Regions from separate parts of the Homo sapiens genome. Here all the other regions are linked to region 2. The links are chromatin contacts, found by Hi-C or POLR2A ChIA-PET in ENCODE. All regions are on one chromosome and are shown on one strand. Each heading gives the region's core, a stretch centred on a gene start or an enhancer-like site at or near the end of the contact. The rest is flanking DNA. Distances are from core to core; before and after follow the strand shown. Region 1 holds the start of FMNL1 (formin like 1). Region 2 holds the start of KANSL1-AS1 (KANSL1 antisense RNA 1). Region 3 holds the start of GOSR2 (golgi SNAP receptor complex member 2). Region 4 holds the start of MAP3K14 (mitogen-activated protein kinase kinase kinase 14). Region 5 overlaps LOC101927060 (a long non-coding RNA gene).

Region 1 (2,791 bases), core at 247-2,746, 970 kb after region 2:
TCTAGCACGTATGGCCTAATGACCAGCCAGGCGAGGGGAAATGATGTCAAGGAGATGGAGGGCCACCAACTGAGCCAGAACCCTCTGCGGCCTGTGTCTCCGTTGAGCCCCCACCCTCAGACCTGCAGGGACTGGGAAATGCATCTGGGAGAAGGCACAGCCTCATTTTGCCTGTCACCCAGCGTCCAGCAAGGGAAGGCTGACAGCAGGCAGGCCACCAGGCAATTAGTTAGAGGAGGGAGCCAGGGCCAGGGCGTCGGGGGTGGGGAGAGTGAGAGTGAGCAGCTCTTCCTCTCCCTACTTCTGCCTTATGCAGGGTCTTGGAGACCCCTGAGTCTGCTCTGGAGCCCCCACCCCACTGAACATGTTGACTGTTTCCAGGCTCGGCCTGAGCTGCTGGTTCCCTCCCAGAGACCTATTCCCCAGCGACCCCGCTCCAATTCCCCAGGTAGGCACAGAGGGGGGTGGTTCCAGATTTTGCTCCACCCCTAGCCTGGGCGACCCACCCGTCCTGACCCCACCCTCCCTCATCTTACTCCCTTCAGTGGCTTGGAAAGGATGCCCCAAGATAAAGACCCACAGGCACCCTGGCTCTGACATATGGCGGGGTAGAAACACAGATACCTCCTGGCCATGATCCGACAACCCCATTCCCCGCAGCCCAGGCGCCCAACAAATCAGGACCCAACACCTCCAGCAGGTCTCCCGCTCCCGGGAGGTTGTAACCCTTTCATCTTTGACTCCAGACACAGAAAGGCAGATGCCCCAGACCCGCGCCCGGTGGCTGGGCCTGCGTGCAGTGGGGAAGGGGGCGACCCGGGACCCCTGTGCGTGCCCCGCTCCCAACTTCTTCACAGGACATACTTGTTTAGACCTTAAGACCCAGCTGGGGTGGAGGCGTCTTAGGGAGGGAGACCGGGCGATAACTGAAGAAAGTTTTGGGGGGAGAGTGCTAAGTCACTCTGAAAAAAAGGCCACTGTCGCTCCCACCTCCTGGAGGGGGCAGCTGCCGGACCGGGGATCTCCAAGCGGCACCTGAGTCCCCGGGGGCGGGGACGCGCGCCCAGCCCCTGCCGCGCCCCTGCCGCCCCCCGCCCGCGCCCGACCCGCCTCCGGGTCGCACTCACCAGGGCGCGGTTGAACCTCTCCTCCAGCTCTCCGGCCGCGGGCATCGGCTGCTTGGGAGGCGCGGGCTGCTTGGGGGGCGGCGCGGCGGGGCCCGCGGGCTGCTCGGCGCTGCCGGCCGCGTTGCCCATGGTGGTCCCCACCCAGCCGGCCAGGCGCCTCCAGCCTCGGAAATCCAGCTTTCCGGGGGACGGGGACGAGGCTCCCGGCCCGGGCGGGGGCGAGGGGGCAGCGGCTGGCGGTGGCGGCGGGGGTCTCGGCAGCGGGGGGCGCTCGGCTCAGCGGCGCGCAGGGGCCGGAGCGCGGCGTCCCATCGGGGCGGCCCCGTCCGTGGGACCGGGCGGCGAGCTGCAGGGTTGGGGGAGGAAGTCAGGCTGCAGGCCGCCGGGGCCAGAGGGCTGGGCCGGGGGCAGGAAGCTGCGGCGCTGGCTCCCCCCTCGGCGATTTTCGAACTTCTGCTGTCGCTCCCCGTGCGCGCAAACCGCAGTTCGCCGCCGCCGCCGCCGGGCACCCAGCCCCAGGGGGGCGGGCTGGAGGGAGGGGGCGGGCGCTGGCCGGGGGACCCCCGCAACCATGGCGGGCGGGGAGTGGGCTGCCGAGCCGCTTCACCTGCCGCAGAGGGGGCGGCCGGCGCCGCTTCACCTGCCGGAGCGGGAGGCCACCGAGGCGAGGCCGAGGCGGCGGCGCGCTCGGCGGCGCCTCCGGGTCCTAGAACCGCATCCTCCCGCTCGCCTCGGGCGAGGGATTGGCCGGGTCTGGGTGAAGGGGATCACGGCCTGGGGATTGGAGGGGCACATCTTCTCCGCACCGAGGATCTCAGCGACTGCGAGCACGGCTCGGAGACCCACGGTGGTGCAGCGTTGGGGCGCCAGGGCTGCGTTCCCGTCTCGCGTCCCGGACTGAGAAGGTGGGAACCCCCTTCCAGGCCCCCCACCTTTTATTTCTCTCCTCCCCTGCTTAGCCCAGAGACGAGCTGAGGACGAGGGGGAGCCATCTCCAAACAGGAACTCCTAAACAGGGTGGGGGGCGCGGACGCAGGCCAGTGGAGACCCCCGCCACCTGTCCCACCTCGACCAACCGTGCGCCTGTGCAGGGCACCCCTACAGGTTTTAGAATGGGGGCACCTATGGAATATGGCAGGCTGCGAGAAGCTGGGCCCGCCAAGGTGGTCCCAAGGAGGAGTGGGGGGTTGCGGAAAGGAGGATGAGAGCCAGCCACAAGGCTGGAAAAGGAGTGGGCACCGCAGAGGAGGGAAAAAGAATCTTGACACTGTCACCGCCAGGGATCTAGGGGGGCCTCTTACCTTGGAGAATAACAATCTCTGATGTCTGCTAATTACAGAAATACTTTCAGAGCTCTTTCATTCATCCTGACAATGGCCAGAGAAGGTAGGTATTGGTAGCCTTATTTTAGAGATGGGGAAACTGAGGCTGAGAGTAGGTAAGTAAGCTGTCCAAGGGCACTCAGCTAACAAAGGACAGAAGCAAGCCTCCTCACTGTCTACCTCCAAAACCTACACTGGCTTGGAGTTGCTGTCCTGGCCCTCCACTGCCCATCTCATGTAGGACGGGAGAGTATGGGGGGCTGGGGTCCCATCTATAGCCTGAATTTGAGACTTTCAGTTGCTCCTCTCATTCCCCATTTAATTTGTGGGGATCCCCAACTG
Region 2 (2,700 bases), core at 19-2,518:
AGACTAAAACCGTTCTGTAACGACTGTGAGGGTGTTTTTTGATAAGCAGAAGTGACGTATAATGCCGGATATTGGTTCTGGTAAGCCACAAAAAAGTGTGAAGCATTTTGCGTCTTCCTTTTTGGTAGTAGAGCATACATACCCTTCTTATCTGCCGAATTTGATGATTTAATGATTTGAACGATTTTTTCTTCAGTCATTTAAGCCAGTTTTGATGAATCCTAGATTAGTCTTTTAAATCTCAAGATACTCCACTCATCTTTTGGCAACTTTAAAGGGTGGTAGAATTACACTTTGTGTGACACTTTGTATTACATTATGTTTATGAATTCTTTAAGTCTAGGAAAGGTTCCATTATTTTAAAGGTCCTATTTTGGGGACAATATAAAGTTCTGTACTGATAAACTGGTCATGAGAAATGATAAGGTGCCACCACTTTAAACCAACTCTGGTAACGAGGTGGGAAGTTGGCTTTTTGTTGTGAGACTTGTGTTTCTTTATGGAGTTCTTTGTTAAACTTTTAGCATGGCAGTGAACTTCCTTTTGGTGGCGGCAGGAAGCATAAATACTCATTGTGTAATGCCATTTGCCTGTTTTGGCGGATCTGCCAAGCCATGACACCCAAAACAAGACGCGTGTTTCTTCACGAAAACTACAGTTCCCAGCGGGCCCGGCGCCGGCGGGGCCATCACTTCCCCTCTGGCTCCCGGCTGTCCCTTCCCGGGCTGGCCCGGCGCGGGCCCTGGCTGGGGCCTGCGCAGTGACTACGTGCACCCTCCCCACCCCGCCCAACTCTGGTGGCTGCGGAGCGCGGTGCTGGGGCTAGTGCCCAGCCGTGCTGCAGTATACGGAGGCTGGCTGCTAGGGACAAAGGGCGGGCGGCGGAAGCCGCTTCACTGGTCAGGGAGCTTTCTGCAGGGTTAGCCTTGGAATAGTGTGGTGCCGACGGCCTTACCCTCTTTACTACACAGTGCAAACAGTTCCTCGCTCACGTCCTCTCGCTCCGCGGCGCCGGCCCGCCCTGCCCCTCAACTGGCGAGCCGCACCGCCGGCCCCAGCACGGAGGGCATGTGACGGCGTCAGTGCCTCAGGTTAGACTCACCTCGGCCGCAGCGAGGGCTGGCTTCCCCCTGCCGCAGTGCTGCGTGCCGTCGCCGCACGTCCGGGGCAGCTGGGGCCGGGCGCCGCGGCCTCCGCAGATGGAGGTACAAAAACATCGGCCACGGCGAGGAGCCATGACTGAGGCGGCGGCGGCCGCGCCTCCTGGCGGCCCGCGGGGGCGGCGCGGCGGGCGCCCCCTGGCGGCGCGCCGGGGTGGAGCGGCCCTTCGCCGCCGCAGCCGCAGCCGGCGGAGGCGCTGCTGTCCCTCCTCCCCGTGTCCCCGGCGCTCGCCCGCTTGCTCGCTCGCTCCATTCTCCCTCCGCTTCAGATTAAAGGGGGGGAGGGAAAAGGAGCTCGGCCGCCATTTTCCCAGTGCCGCCGCCACCGCCGCCACCGCTCGCCGAGCCGGCGGGAGAACCGAGCACCGTAGCGAAGCCGACTCGTCTCGCCGCGGCGGCGCGGGGGGCGGCTGAAGCGCGCTCCCCGGCTGGAAAGAGGCGGCCGGGGGTGGCGGCCTGGGTGCGGGTTCGGGCTGCAGACGGCGGTGCTTGTTTGTGCGGGGCGGGGGGGCGGTTTCACTCTCTGCCCCCGCCCGCCCGCCCTCCCGGCCGGGCTGCGGTCTCCAGCCGTGCTCGGGCCCCGTCGGTGCGGAGCAAGGCCGGGAAAGGGCCCGAAAGAGAAGAAAAAGCAGCCGCTCCCCGCCGCCGCCTTCCCCTCCCCCTCTGCCTCGCCCCCCCGCCCGGAAAGTCAGGGCGGCTCCGGGCGTCGGGGGGAGGAGAGCGGCGGGCCCGGGCCGGAGCCGCCGTCGCGCGCCCCCGCCCGCCGCTGGCCCTCGGCGCCCAGGCCGGGGGGCTGTTTGCAAACTGCGCCCATTTTGTGGGGCTGAATCCGCCCGGGCTACGCTCCTCCATCACGTGGTAGGTGCTGCTGCTGCTCCTCTCCTCCTCCTCCTGCTGCCCTTTCTCCTTCTCCTCGCTCTCCCTGTGGCTCCCATTTCTCTCTCTCTTTGTTAGTTGTAACTAGAAAGGCAGGGCAGGGTAGAAAAATCCCCCGGAACTTTAAATGGCCTCTCCGGGCTTCCCTGCTGCGGGTCCGGGCTGGGAGTCGCCCCAAGGGCGGGGGTGTGCGGGGGCCCTTCCCCAGGAGCTGCCGCCTCGTTCGCCAGCTTTTCCTTTGGCGTTCTATTTAAAAAGGCGGCCTGAAGAACATGATTTATTCCCGTAAAAGAACCCCCCAAACAAACTCTGGCTCTCGCCTTGAACTTCTCTTGACTGCAAAAGGCCTTTCTCTGCTCGAAACACACATCTTGGCGCGTTGCACGGTTTGTATCACAACTCTGATTGTTTCATTTATTATTTTTGTTGCCTGTAAATTCAGGTCACTTACGTTTTCAGATGTAGTCTCCCTCAGGCGGACTTTTTTTTTTTTTAAACTAAAGAGGAAGAGGGATTTATTTGCTTTTAAGTGAGTTGGAATCTTAACTGCCTTTTTGGGGGCCTGTTTTCCGGCTGACGGTCTTTTGATTCTTAGCAAATAGTTTGTTTTCCATACGATAAACAGCGCTACTCCCGTGTCTTACTTAAAAATCCTCGTTTTCCA
Region 3 (2,700 bases), core at 186-2,685, 730 kb before region 2:
CATCACCCTCTTATTCCTCATGCTTCAGGGCATTTCATTTCCAGGCCTTGGGAGTGTGATTTTAAGTGTTTTAATCAACAAAACTACAGCATAAGTTTGAAAGTTCTCAATAGGATAGGTATATACCTCAAAAAATTGAGAAGAGAAACTAAAACAGATACTTCTACACCAGAGTTCATAGCAGTATTATTCTCAACAGCCCAATGGTGGAAACAACTCAAGTGTCCATCAACAGATGAATGGATAACAAAATGTGGTAGACACATAAAACGGAATATTATTCCGTCATAAAACAGAATGAAATTCTGGTAACAGGCTACAATATAGATGAACCCTGAAAACATTAAGTGAAATAAGCCAGATACAAAAGGACAAATTCTGTATGACTCCACTTATATTAAGTATCTAGAATAGGTAAACTCATAGAGAGAAGTAAAACAGAGGTTACTAGGTGTTCTGGAAGGAAGAAATGAAGTGCTACTGATTAACAGGCACACTGGGATGATGAAAAAGTTCTGGAAATGGATCGTAGTGATGTAAGTTGTGAATGTACTCAATGTCACTGAATTGTACACTTAAAAATTGTTAAAACAGTAAATCTTATGTTGTGTATATTTTACAATAAAAAATAAAAATCATAAAATTCCGTCCCTCCAAAACAGGGTAAAAATCATAATTCTGCCCCCCGCCCCCAAAAATAGGGTAAGTATGGCCCCATTAATACTCAACTACGTATCTCAGCAATTCCGAAAGTGCAGGACGATGCGAATAAAGGACACTACCAAGGAATTTAAGTTATGAGAAACTAAATTACAATTTGATTTTCTTAGCGATAACCTGTAACCAGATACGATTAACAAGTAATAATAGTGAATGCTACGTGGACAGCAATTTCTTTGTACCATAAAAATGTGGTCTTTAGTATAAATCGAATAAGAATACAAATACTTTCCCGTACGTGCCCTGACTCTCCAATTAAACAGTACACTCCTACGGCCAGGGGCCGTGTCTCCTACTCCGTGTCTCCTCTCGAGGTCTACCAACCAGGAGCACCGAGTTGACAAGTGCTGGACAAAGTTTTATAACCTGCAGGTGCCAGTTTCCCGTCACCCAGTCTACCCAGCAGGTAGTCACGAACTTGCAGACCCCAGGAGTCATCTGCCCCACGTCTCCAGGCCCCAGCCTGAACCCACTGTCTGTGGCTGACCTGGGAGTCCCGCCAAGGATTAAGCACTTCGGAGGCATCCCCAGCAGTGCCCTGGCGGAAAAACTCGGCCTCTACCCTGGCTGACGTCCGAGGCCTCAGCCCCAGAAGCCAGGCTCACCTGGCCTCGCCTCGTCTAGCCCCTGCCCGCTCCCCGACCGGCCCTCACTTGTGCGTTTGCTGGAACAGGGGATCCATGTCGCCGGCCCCGCAGGCCACGGCTCCGGCTCTGGCTTCCTCGGAACACGTCCTCACAGCCCCCCTTCCGGTTTCCGGCTTCCGGTCGCAGGACCCTCCCTCCCCTGCCGGCCAGGGCTGCCCGCACGCGCGCCTTACTAGCAGTGGTTGCGAGATCGGAGAAGGGGAAGGAGAAATGAGGCCGGCGACGGAAGGATAAGTGTAGTCACAGGCTCGGCTTCACGTGAAGGGCAAGGCGGTGTACATGTTCGCTGAAGGCTAGCCTCAGGATTCAGTCAGGCGTTAGGAAGGACAATCGCGGGATACTAACGAGAGGTCCTCAGAGCAAAGTTGAAGGCGAGCCGCTATCATCTGCTGTTCTCTGCCGCAGAGAGGACTGGAGGTTCTTGCTTGGCTTCACTTTAAACCATTTAATCGGGGGTCTGGAGATTTCGCTCTTCACTGTTTTTCCTGGCGCAAGCTTTTCCTGTTTCGCATTTGTCTACTCACTCTCCCGCCTATCTACCCCCCATTCCTATTTATCCATCCAGTAAACCTACATTGAATGAGTGGTTATTATGTGTCATGTGTAAAGTAGGGAAAACCGGGTTCCTCCTGCCCTCAAAGAGGTTCTGGTCTGGGAAAGGAAATAAGATATGTATACTCTCAAAAGACAAAATTACAAGAAATGTAGTTATAGATTTTTTTTCTTTATTTTATTATTTTTTATTATTATACTTTAAGTTCTAGGGTACATGTGCACAACGTGCAGGGTTGTTACATATGTATACATGTGCCATGTTGGTGTGCTGCACCCATTAACTCGTCATTTACATTAGGTATATCTCCTAATGCTATCCCTTCCCCCTCTCCCCACCCCACAACAGGCCCCGAAGTGTGATGTCCCCCTTCCTGTGTCCAAGTGTTCTCATCGTTCAGTTCCCACCTATGAGTGAGAACATGTAATGTTTGTTTTTTTGTCCTTGCGATAGTTTGCTGAGAATGTTGGTTTCCAGCTTCATCCGTGTCCCTACAAAGGACATGAACTCATCATTTTTTATGGCTGCATAGTATTCCATGGTGTATATATGCCACATTTTCTTAATCCAGTCTGTCATTGTTGGACATTTGGGTTGGTTCCAGGTCTTTGCTATTGTGAATAGTGCTGCAATAAACATACATGTAAATGTGTCTTTATAGCAGCATGATTTATAATCCTTTGGGTATATACCCAGTAATGGGATGGCTGGGTCAAATGGTATTTCTAGTTCTAGATCCCTGAGAAATCTCCACACTGTCTTCCACAATGGTTGAACCAG
Region 4 (2,723 bases), core at 101-2,600, 880 kb after region 2:
CACCACACCTACCATGGACCCTTCATGGAAGTGGGATGCCCAGGGTAGGAGTACATCTTTTATTTTGCAATAAAAAAAAAAGTTTGGATTTTTTTTTTAAAGGACTGCCTCACTCTGTTACCCAGGCTGGAGTGCAGTGGCACGATCATGGCTCACTGTAACCTCAGACTCTCAGCCTCCCCTCTAGCTGGGACTGCAAGTGCAAACTACCACGCCTGGCTATTCTTTTATTTTTTTGCAAGGACGAGGTCCTTGCTATATTGCCCAGGATGTTCTCCAACTCCTGGCCTCAAGCGATCCTCCTGCCTTTGCCTCCCAAAAGCGCTGGGATTACAGGAGTGAGCCACCGTGCCTGGCCTGGAATTTATTACAAATAAAATACAAGCTCAGTGTGGAAACACTAGATAATACAGAGGGGCAAAAGTTAGAAAAAGTTTCTATACCTTCCCTACTCCCCACCCCCGACCCCCATTCAGAAAGAAGCACTGTTGACACTTCAATGCATATTCTGAACTCCAGGTCCTTTCTTTGCATACATCAAGCTCTCATCCTCTTGCTGGCTCTGTGGTCTGCAAACCCAGAGAGCAGATGCTTTGCTCAGCGCTCGTACCACGCCACGCACCCACATGCTCTCTTTGTACCTGGGTTTCAACCCACAGGTCGGGCCCCTGTAAGCCCTTGGCTCCCCAAGCTTCTCGAGGGCAGGCACTGTAACCTTCTTTACTCATTCCAGGGATTCTACAGGACCAGGCACACGGTAAGAGCTCAATAAAAACGTCTCTACCCCCACCACCTCCCGCCTCAGCCGCCACCGCTTGGCAGCAGAGAGGAAGCGGAACGCGCGCGACCCACGAGGGAGAGCGCCTCGCTGTCTCCAAGGTAACCGAAGTCAGTGGCAGGGAGTGCCCACGCATGCGCACACTCGCCCTTCCTTCCCGTAACCTCGAGAACGCAGCTGGTAAGACTGCCAGAAGCCGAGGGCGCATGTGTGGTTCCACCAACACCCTAGTCGCCTCCGCCTTCTGTCAGTCCGCCCGCCCAGCGATCTCCCTTCTACAAACATCGTCCGGAAATAGTGCCCATTTCTGGAAACCAGGCCTCGTTAACCAATCGTTGCTAGGGAGCGGGAAGACGGGCTTGCCGGGACGACCGTCTCATTGGTTGGCGTAGGGGAGTGGGCGGGGCCACGGGTCGCGGTGCGGCCAAAGAAAGGAGGCGCGAAGCGAGGCAAAGTTACAGCCTCCGGGGGAGGCGTGGCCCCGGGGGCGGCCGAGAAGGCGAGGGGGCGGAGCCCGGGACCGGGGCGGGGCGACCACGGGCCGGGAGCTCAGCGGTCGGCGGCCGGCGGCGGGAGATCGCGGGCGAGCGGAGCGCAACACTCGCTTGGTTGGGGAGATCGGCGCTTGGCCGGTAGGTGACGGGGCGGGACCCTGGGGCCCGGTGCGAGGCGACCAGGGAGCGGCTGGGATGGATCGCCTCTCAGCCCCGGGCTGGGCTGCGGCCTGGCCCCTCGCCCCGGAGCAGTGGGGTCGGCGGCCAGGCCAGCGCAGTCCGACGTACCCCGTCCAACCCACTCGCAGCGGTCCGCGGGCGCGCCCTCGCACGCGCTGCCGGTGCCGCGCTCGCCCCGGGCCTCCAGGCCGCGCACTCCTGCTGGCCACACGCTGGCTCCGAGCGCGCGCAGGGGCCGCCTGCTTCCCCTTCACTAGTGCCCCGCGCCGCCGCCAGGCCCGCCCGCCTGCTCTGCGCCCCAGTGCCCCCAGGATGGAGCTCGCCTGCCGCGGGGCGGACGTGTCTCCTGCAGGAGTGCGCCCTGGCATCTGCCCTGGCGTGAAACCCTCCCGGCCTTTCATGGGAAGTTCTCAGGTCACACCTCAAGGCGGGGAGCAGGAGCTAAGCCTGTCCTCAGCATGCAGCGGGGCAGTGCTGGCCGCCCGCAGCATCCTCCCTCCGCCCTCGGACCCCAGTCCTCCTCTGTAATTCTTCTGGGCTCTCCAACTCGGGACTTTATCTGTCGGTTCAAATATAACATTCCCATCTTGGAAACCCATCGTGGCCCTGGCATCTTGCAGCCACTGGGCACCAGGCAGAGAGGGGCCACTTGTACGTACGTTTCCCACCTGCCCGGGAGCCTCCTTAGTGCTGGGTAGCTTCAGAAAAAGTGTTTCCTTCCTAGTCGAGGTTAAAAAGTTGCTCTCGGCCCTAAAGGGTGGACTGGAGGTATGAATGAGGGAGAGGATAAGTGGTGAAAAGGTACATACATCAGCAAAGTAAATGGTAAAACTACTTTTGATCGCTGGAGACAATGAACACCAATGACTTAATTAAGGACTTTAAAAGCACATGAAATTAAATGATTAGAGTGAGGTCATGATATAAAATAGGAGTCTGGAGTTTATTCCAAGAAAAATGTTGGAAACCCCTTGACTAGAAACATGGTCTTTCTGAAAGATTAGAAGGAGACAGTATCTTAACATTAGTGATGTGTTTTTTGCTTAGTGTCTTCATACCTGTGAGCTCCGTTTTCCTTCAGATGGCTGTGTGGTAAGACAGATTGTAGTGTCTTGTTTTATGGGCGAGGCACCTGAGGCAGGTGTGTATGAGGGAGTGGGGGTGGTATATATCTTGCCTGATGCCTCATAGCTGGGACTAAGGATGGGTCTTTCCCAGAATCCTAGATCAGGACCACATTATAGAACTGAGATGCAGAAAGGAGGGAGAAG
Region 5 (2,731 bases), core at 232-2,731, 870 kb before region 2:
GAAGGAGACTCTGCACTAAGTTCTCAGGTTGAATGGGAGTGGGGTCGAGGGAAGCAATGGACGCAGAGTTGGGGTAAAGACATGCGGTGGTGTCAGCGGGGGTGAAAGGACACGGAGATGTCATTTTTTAACAAGATTGGGTGAGGGTGGTAGGAAAGGAGGCAGTAAGAGTTCAGGACAGTTTAGCAAAGACTTAGGGATGGGGTGTCCTCAGGACGGCAGGAGACGGAAAAGAAGGTATACAGTGGCTAGGAGACTAAGGATGAGAAGACACTGTTAAGACTTGGAATAAGGCTGAGATCGGAGTTATCCAGAAGAAAGCGGTGAGCTCAACAGGGCACCAACTTCCTGGGGCTGGACTACGGCTGCGCAAATCCCACCCAGCCCAAAAAAGTAAGTGTGAGGAGAGAAGGGAAAAACTAAAAAGGAAAATCAGAAAAAAACAAAAGAGATGGACGGCAGTGCGTGCGCAGGGGCAGTACCCATGCCGTTGCCCGGCCTGCCAGCTGCAGGAGCAGGAGAACTCGGGAATGAGGAAGAAACCAGGAAATGACAGAAAGAAAAAAAAAAAAGAACGCAAATAGAGAAATGGAAAAAATAAGAAAGATTGGAAAAAACAGAAATTTTGAAAAAAGGATAATACTAAAAAAATAAATAGTATAAAAGGAAGGCAAAATGTTAAGGCATGTCAAAAATTATCTGTAAAAGTCATAAAAAATGCTATAAAAAGAATTTATGCAAAACATATTATATAATTTAAAACTAATTTGGCCTCCTAAATGTAAAACTATTAAGTTTATGTGCAAGGTGTATAAGGAAAATAAAATACACTTTTAATAAAAGGATTATAAAGAGGCATAAAAATTTGAATTCTTACCTACATTAAAAGGTCAAAAAAATTTGTTTTAAAAGTTTAAGCAAGTTTTAAAATGTTAATTATAAAAAAAATTCTGTGTATAAACATATCGGCTAAAGTTAAAGGGGTATCATCCAGTTTTTCTATGAACTGAACATAAAAATAAAAGCACAATAGGTTTTTCTTAAAGCACTAACCTGCTCTTTAACAAAAATTATAAAGGGTTAAAAAGAATCTATAAAAATCTTACCTTATAGTCAAACGTTAAAATTAAATAATATCTACAAGGTTTTATTAAAATGTAGTTTAACATTAATAGTACACTAATATAAAGGTAAAATTTAACTTATCTCTTATAAAATCATACAGGAAACATTATCAAACATAAAATGATGTTTGACTTTCTTTATTCTAAAAACTAATAAAAATAGGTGCTAAAAATTTTCCAAATGAAAATAAATATTGCTAAACCAAAGAGAAATGTTATCTAAGCCCCGTATAAAAAATAAATAAATCTTGTTCCAATTGCATCAAAAAACCCATTAAGGGCCCTCCAGCACAGGGTTAATACCAACGAGTTTCCACCTCCAGCTGCTCCTAGAGTGGCCACAGCATGAGCCATCTGGTGGGGGACCTAGCCGCCAACAGACACTTCCTGTACAGGGGAGGGGGGAGGGGGCCAGGCAGCCGTTAGACAGCACAACCGAACCCAACACCGGGGCCCAACGGCAGGGGCTTGGGCAGGAGCAAGGTCCGAGGGCTGCCAGGTAAGTCACAGGGCCACTCATCCCTAAGGCCACAACGCAAGGGAGCAATAAAGGCCACAGGGAGGCCAAGACCTTAAGGGGAGCCAGGCCGCCGCGTCCCCTAGGCAGCGCTCAGCGGGGAAGGAGTTGGAGGTGTCACTATGGGGCCTCAAGCCCCAAGATGTACAAAGTTCTAAGAAAAAACCCCAAAGTTTCCTTCAAAAGCAACATAAGAAAAAGTTAAAAAAAAAAAAACTTAAGAAGGCACTAAGGACTTATAGACCAAAAAATACCTATAGTTTGCCTTACTTACATTCTACTGCTAATGTCCCCACATTTAAAACAAAAAATCAGTTTCTCAAAAATTATATACTTATTTTCCACTTTCCCTTCCCTCAAAACTAAAAGCCTTTTAGCACAGGTACCACCCCTAACATTTCCAGTACACCAGCACCAGCTTGAAAACCACGTCCTTATCGAAAGATGTAAAAAAAAGAAAAATGCAAGCCAGCCTAGGAAGAAACCTACCTTAAGCTGCTGACCACCAAGACTGCCATTCGCACAGCAAAAAAATAAATTAACACGTCGTACCCAAGTCGAGAAAATGTCATCACCATAAAAGTCATAGGCCATTGCTCCAGGGTCAAGCCCTACCAAATTAAAACTAAAAAAACTTTATCTATCTTTTCTCTCCTTCAACTACTTCCCATCTTATTAATGTAACTAAATCTAACTCACCTCAAATTATTACTTTTAATGCCTGTTTAGTTATCACTCCTCTCTTACCAAATAACAAAACCAAAGTCTCTATAGTAAAAGTAAAAAACCTAAGGCAAACAACAAGACATCAAAATATAAATGCCTGGCTAAAATAAATGAAATATTCCGTTCACTCTTTAAACAAAAACAACTGTTACACTTGTGCGCACGGTGAACCAGAGGTCCAGGTTATCCACTTTCCACTCAAATAGTCTTCTAATCAACAAGACATAGACGACATGGTATCTCCTTTTCAAAATCCTACAGCCTAGGATAGTAAACTGTACCAAACTCTCTCTGCTATTTCCTGAAGTGCAGTAGTACCCTGCGGGTCTGCTCCCAAGAGCCATCCAGCCTCCCATCTTCCAAG

Evidence for each region. A loop is a pair of places that touch in the nucleus more often than their neighbours do. ChIA-PET counts read pairs that join two places held with the same protein, here RNA polymerase II (POLR2A). Pooled maps may share reads with other maps.
Region 1: a loop to region 2 is called in a map with no recorded cell type, with 4 times the contacts of the local background. The contact joins the promoter of FMNL1 here to the promoter of KANSL1-AS1 in region 2. A Hi-C loop is called at or near these places in 2 of 168 maps with a recorded cell type or tissue (CD4-positive, alpha-beta memory T cell and naive thymus-derived CD4-positive, alpha-beta T cell), 5 of 37 single-sample maps with no recorded cell type and 12 of 50 pooled maps.
Region 3: a loop to region 2 is called in a map of CD8-positive, alpha-beta T cell, with 7 times the contacts of the local background. The contact joins the promoter of GOSR2 here to the promoter of KANSL1-AS1 in region 2. A Hi-C loop is called at or near these places in 1 of 168 maps with a recorded cell type or tissue (CD8-positive, alpha-beta T cell), 5 of 37 single-sample maps with no recorded cell type and 11 of 50 pooled maps.
Region 4: a loop to region 2 is called in a map of CD8-positive, alpha-beta T cell, with 16 times the contacts of the local background. The contact joins the promoter of MAP3K14 here to the promoter of KANSL1-AS1 in region 2. A Hi-C loop is called at or near these places in 3 of 168 maps with a recorded cell type or tissue (CD8-positive, alpha-beta T cell and naive thymus-derived CD4-positive, alpha-beta T cell), 5 of 37 single-sample maps with no recorded cell type and 14 of 50 pooled maps. POLR2A ChIA-PET finds 5 or more read pairs at or near these places in 2 of 52 experiments (B cell and activated CD4-positive, alpha-beta T cell).
Region 5: a map of B cell shows a loop between it and region 2 (5-fold over the local background). The contact joins the enhancer-like site here to the promoter of KANSL1-AS1 in region 2. A Hi-C loop is called at or near these places in 1 of 168 maps with a recorded cell type or tissue (B cell) and 5 of 50 pooled maps. POLR2A ChIA-PET finds 5 or more read pairs at or near these places in 1 of 52 experiments (A549).

What each region holds. Positions count from the first base shown.
Region 1 is chr17:45,220,590-45,223,380 of GRCh38, reverse strand. It overlaps FMNL1 (formin like 1), which reads right to left and starts at 1,496. Exons shown (of 27, transcript NM_005892.4): 1 at 1,128-1,496. The coding sequence starts at 1,256. It overlaps FMNL1-DT (FMNL1 divergent transcript), which reads left to right and starts at 1,616. Exons shown (of 3, transcript NR_147507.1): 1 at 1,616-2,032. RefSeq lists enhancers at 1-457, 458-958 and silencers at 805-1,099, 1,022-1,131, 1,412-1,461, 1,472-1,921.
Region 2 is chr17:46,192,141-46,194,840 of GRCh38, reverse strand. It overlaps KANSL1-AS1 (KANSL1 antisense RNA 1), which reads right to left and starts at 1,268. Exons shown (of 2, transcript NR_034172.1): 1 at 1,103-1,268. KANSL1 (KAT8 regulatory NSL complex subunit 1) reads left to right here and starts at 1,412. Exons shown (of 15, transcript NM_015443.4): 1 at 1,412-2,018.
Region 3 is chr17:46,921,895-46,924,594 of GRCh38, reverse strand. It overlaps GOSR2 (golgi SNAP receptor complex member 2), which reads right to left and starts at 1,435. Exons shown (of 6, transcript NM_004287.5): 1 at 1,374-1,435. The coding sequence starts at 1,402. GOSR2-DT (GOSR2 divergent transcript) reads left to right here and starts at 1,724. Exons shown (of 3, transcript NR_186460.1): 1 at 1,724-1,784. It also overlaps a transcript of LRRC37A2 not described here. RefSeq lists an enhancer at 735-1,459.
Region 4 is chr17:45,315,647-45,318,369 of GRCh38, reverse strand. MAP3K14 (mitogen-activated protein kinase kinase kinase 14) reads left to right here and starts at 1,350. Exons shown (of 16, transcript NM_003954.5): 1 at 1,350-1,410.
Region 5 is chr17:47,066,306-47,069,036 of GRCh38, reverse strand. All of the region lies in intron 2 of LOC101927060 (a long non-coding RNA gene), which reads left to right. Among named protein-coding and RNA genes, the nearest start is that of RPRML, 88 kb to the right of the region's middle. RefSeq lists enhancers at 1-386, 387-888. Within about 2 kb of position 1,481, at least 38 of the 41 ENCODE cell types and tissues checked have a DNase peak (open chromatin) inside an H3K27ac peak, as active enhancers do; they include B cell, where a contact is called at or near this core.